Regions from separate parts of the Homo sapiens genome. Here region 2 is linked to region 1. Evidence: chromatin loops called from intact Hi-C (ENCODE). Cell type or tissue: psoas muscle. All regions are shown on one strand.

Evidence for each region. Peaks named below come from ENCODE experiments on the same cell type or tissue, not always from the same donor. Only the 100,000 strongest peaks of a DNase experiment are listed, where the experiment ranks them.
Region 2: a loop joins it to region 1, with 8 times the contacts of the local background. A loop is called at or near these places in 9 of 110 quality-filtered maps.

What each region holds. Positions count from the first base shown.
Region 1 is chr9:99,901,702-99,904,201 of GRCh38, forward strand. All of the region lies in intron 1 of STX17-DT (STX17 divergent transcript), which reads right to left. Among named protein-coding and RNA genes, the nearest start is that of STX17-DT, 3.6 kb to the right of the region's middle. In psoas muscle, no CTCF peak of the experiment used is centred here; no DNase peak of the experiment used is centred here.
Region 2 is chr9:99,256,635-99,259,134 of GRCh38, forward strand. No RefSeq gene overlaps it. Among named protein-coding and RNA genes, the nearest start is that of SEC61B, 36 kb to the left of the region's middle. In psoas muscle, no CTCF peak of the experiment used is centred here; a DNase peak (open chromatin) is centred at 1,437; H3K4me3 peaks cover 702 bases; H3K27ac peaks cover 2,305 bases.

The DNA.
Region 1 (2,500 bases):
TGGGGGCTCTGACCCCACATTTCCTTTCTGTACGGCCTTAGCAGAGGTTCTCCATGAGGACCCCACCCCTGCAGCAAACTTTTGCCTGGGCATCCAGGCATTTCCATACATCCTCTGAAATCTAGGTGGAGGTTCCCAAACCCCAATTCTTTACTTCTGTGCACTTGCAGGCTCAAAACCACGTGGAAGCTGCCAAGGCTTGGGGCTTGCACCCTCTGAAACCACAGCCCAAGCTCCACATTGGCCCCTTTCAGCCACAGCTGGAGCAGCTGAGACACAGGGCACCAAGTTCCTAGGCTGTACACGCACGAGGACCCTTGGTCCAGCCCATGAAACCATATTTTCCTCCAAGGCCTCCAGGCCTGTGATGGGAAGAGCTGCTGTGAAGACCTCTCACATGCCCTGGAAACATTTTCCCCATTGTCTTGGCGATTAACATTTGGCTCCTCATTACTTATGCAAATTTCTGCAGACAGCTTGACTTTCTCCTCTGAAAATGGGATTTTCTTTTCTGTCACATTGTCAGGCTACAAATTTTCCAAACTATTATGCTCTGCTTCCCTGATAAAACTGAATACCTTTAACAGCACCCAAGACACCTCTTGAATACTTTGCTGTTTAGAAATTTCTTCCACCAGATACCCTAAATCATCTCTCTCAAGTTCAAAGCTCCACAAATCTCCAGGGCAGGGGCAAAATGCTGGCAGTCTCTGCTAAAATATAACGAGAGTCACTTTTGCTCCAGTTCCCAACAAGTTCCTCATCTCTATCTGAGACCACCTCAGCCTGGACCTTATTGTTAATATCACGATCAGCATTTTTGTCAAAGTCATTCAACAAGTCTCTAGGAGGCTCCAAACTTTCCCACACTTTCCTGTCTTCTTCCGAGCCCTCCAAACTGTTCCAACCTCTGCCTGATAACCAGTTCCAAAGTTGCTTCCACATTTTTGGGTACCTTTTCAGCAACGCCCCACTCTACTGGTACCAATTTACTGTATTAGTCCATTTTCATGCTGCTGATAAAGACATACCCAAGACTGGGAAGAAATACAGAAGAACTGTATTTGGACTTACAGTTCCACATGGCTGGGGAGGCCTCAGAGTCATGGCGGGAGGTGAAAGGCACTTCTTACATGGCAGCAGCAAGAGAAAATGAGGAAGATGCAAAAGTGTGGAAACCCCTGATAAAACCATCAGATCTCTTGAGACTTATTTACTACCATGAGAACAGTATGGGGGAAATCGCCCCCATGATTCAAATTATCTCCCATGATTCAAATTATATCCCACCAGGTCCTTCCCACAACATGTAGGAATTATGGAAGTACAATTCAAGATGAGATTTGGGTGGGGACACAGAGCCAAACCATATCAGTGGGAGAAGCTTCCTAGGTGAGATGACTTTTGAGTCCAGCAGAATAAAGAGTAATTTCTTTACTCTGGGGTGGGGGGAAAGAGATGGGGGAAAGCAGGCAAAAAATGGCATTCTAAGAAGAAAGAGTAATAGTTGCAAAATCAATTTGGATTTTTTAAAATGTTTTATTATAGAAATCATAAAGGGGGCCTGGTGTGGTGGCACACACCTGTAATCCTAGCACTTTGGGAGGCTGAGGTAGGAGGATCACTTGAGCTCAGGAATTGGAGACTAGACTGGGCAACACAGGGAGTCCCAATTTCTAGAAAAATAAAATTAGCCCAGCATAGTGGCATACACCTGTGGTTCCAGCTTCTTGGGAAGCTGAGGCAGGAGGAGGTCAAGGCTGCAGTGAACCATGATCACCCCCATTGCACTCTAGTCTGGGTGACAAAGCAAGATTCTATCTCAAAACAAAACACGAAGGAAGGAAGGAAGGGAGGGAAGGAAATAAGAAAGGAAAGGAAAAGGAAGGAAGGAAATAAGAAAGGAAAGGAAAAAAGGGAAGGAAGGAAGGAAATAAGAAAGGAAAGGAAAAGAAAGGGAAGGAAGGGAAGGAAGGAAGGAAAAAAGAAAGAAAAGAAAGAAAAACAAGAAAGAAAGAAAAAGAAAGAGAAAAATCATAATGGGATTTTGATAAATTTTTAAGTTAGTTTGGTGGAAATGGACAACTTTACAATATTGACTGTATTACTTTTCCACATAGTCAAGTCTTTACTTGTATCTTATATGGAAATATGGAAGTCAGGTTAAAGTATAAATACTGTTACGTAAGATTTGAGTCTTACTCCTGTTATGTAGTATATGAGACTTGGACCTTGGTCAAGTTACTCTCTAAGCCTCAATTTCCTAGTTTGTATGAAGGGGGTGATTGTAATACCTACTTCATGGGTTGTCATCAGTATTAAATAACATATTGCATGTAAAGCGCCTAACCAAGTGCTTTACACATCACATGCAATCAAATAAAAAGCTACTTCTTCCCCCCTCCCTTTTTACATGGCTTTATTTAGGTATAATTCACATACAATAAGCACTTATACATAAACATATTTACAGTGTACAATTTGGTAAGTTTTGACATAT
Region 2 (2,500 bases), 650 kb before region 1:
AGGAGGAGGAGAAGGAGGAGGAGTCAGCAGTGAGATGGAACAGAAATTGAGGGGCAGGGTTACCGTGGGCCTGCTTCTCTGGGAGGCTCCTGTTCAGATCAATCCACCTGGCCCTGTGCTGGTCACGGAGTGAGCCACTTGTAGGGAGAGTGTTGGACATTTACAGACCGTTCCCCTTATGTGTTTGGACATGGTGTTTTGCAGAGTCCATATTCTGGCCCTCTAGACTTTGGTTACCTGGAATTCTGTTTATAGCCCTTTTACCTCCTGCTCCAAGGATCTTCTAGAAATGGCCAGCTTTGCCAGCCCCTTGGTTGGTTTTGACAGAGCCAAGGGAAAACAAGAACAAGGAATGGCTAGCGAGGCTCCAGTAGGGCTTTTGGGTTTATTTTCACATAAGCTGATGATAGTAATTGCACTACCTTATAGGATTTTTGAAAGTAAAAAGGTGATGCATAAGTGCTTTGTGTAATGTGGCTCTGTAAAGGGCAGCTGCCCTTGGCCAGGTGCAGGGGCTCATTCCTGTAATCCCAGCACTTTGGGAGGCCAAGCCAGGCAGATCACTTAAGGTCAGGAGTTTGAGACCAACCTGGCCAACATGGTGAAAACCCACATTTATATTGCAAAAATACACACACACACAAAAATTAGCTGGGTGTGGTGGTGCACGCCTGTAATCCCAGCTACTTGGGAGGCTGAGGCATGAGAATAACTTGAACCAGGGAGGTGGAGGTTGCACTGAGTTTGCACCACTGCCCTCCAGCCTGGGTGATGGAACGAGACTCTGTCTCAAAAAAAAAAAAAAAAAAAAAAAAAAAGGCAACTGCTCTTATTTTTCATCCTGCTAGGGGCACCTGGTGGCTCCTAGAGATGTTCTCCTCATGGGACTTTGGGCTTCTGAGTGAGGTGTATCACTCTACGCTTTGAAAGCATTTTGTGGGTTAAGAACTGGATCAGACAGCGGGACTGGATTTCAGCCCTGCTCTAAGTTTTTGTGTGACCTTGGGCAAGCGCTTTCCTCTCTCGGTGCCTCCATTTTCTCTCCTGTGCCATGAGGAGTGTGGGTGAGAAGATCTTTGGGGTTCTTCGGCCCCTGAAGCTGGGGGATCTGGGTCATGGCAGGGTGTTACTTTCTGACGCTTTGACTCTTTCTGTGGGGAAGAGCATCTCCCACAACTTCGCCTGGTGCCAAGTTGGTCTGCTGCTTTTCTAGACAGGCCTCACTAGCCAGCACCTGCTGGAAGTGGGTCTGGAACTGGGAGTTCCAAGGCCAAGACTGCCTGTTCCCCTTTGCCTGAGGACAGGAGCTGGCACTGCTGCCTCCATGCTACATGCCCTGATGACACCCCCAGGAAAGGGACGCTGCCTGGATTGCTCTCAGGTTCTCTCCCTGCCTTCCCCAGGCAGCCTGAGCCCTGCCCTTAAGTCATGGGGAGAGTTCAGCATGTCCTCCTATGGCACGTGGCAAGACGGCAGTAAAACCCAAGCCCTCCTGGAAGGCAGGTGATCCTCACCAACTAGCCAGGCCTGACTCAAAGCCTCGCCTGCCAGCCCTCAAACCAGCTGTCCTCTGAGTTACTACACAGAAATCATTCTGCGAAGAATGGCTCAGGCAGTGGGAAGGGTCCCCTTACCAGCCCAAGCAGTGAGCATGTCCCTGGCTCTGGGGCCAAGGAGAGGAATGCAATATCAGCCTGGCACCAAAATGGCCTGAAAGAACAGCTGACTCTCAGTGGGGAAAGCTGAGACGAGGTCCTAAGTTGAAGGCTGGCCATCAGCCTCAGGACGGGGATTGCTGATGGTCTGACCCAGCGCCAGGGAGAGAGCTGGCTCAGACTTCTGAGGCCTAGCCCCTAATCCCACCCTTCACCAGACTGTGTGTGACCTTCACTCAGCTCCTGTCCCTTCCCTGAGCCTTGGCTTCCCCATCTGGGCTGAATGTGATGGTGTTTAGGGAACAAATTTTATGGTGTCATTACTTAAAATGTGGGAGCTCTATTTCTTCAGCCTTTAATAGAAGTGTTACTGTGAGGGGTACGTGTATTTCATGTAACTATCTGCTGGATTCCACGTCTTCCCTCTTCACCACAGTGCCCCTTCCTCACCGAATCCTAAGCTGAGCTAGTACCTACACCCTCGTTTTCTAGAAGGAAAATTACCTTCATTCTGGATTTTAGGAAATGATATGCTGGACTTTTCAGACTATAGTTGAAAGAGGTTTAGATTAACCAAGGAGATCTTATTTCTTGTTTCAGTTCTACCAGTGGAGTCTTGAGCTCTTGCCCCTCCTTGACTCAGTTTCCCTCAGAAGTATGAGCTGTTTGAGCCAGGTGATCTTGAAACTTCCTCCCAGTTTTGATTCAGGGTTTCTAGTTTTCCCTTGGAAATTTAACTCTGCCACCTCCCCCTGCGCCCCACCCCCAGCCTGTGTCTCACAAATGGGTTAAATGGGAACAATTGAGAAGTGAAACAACTTTGCTATAGACCAGCTCGGAAGGAT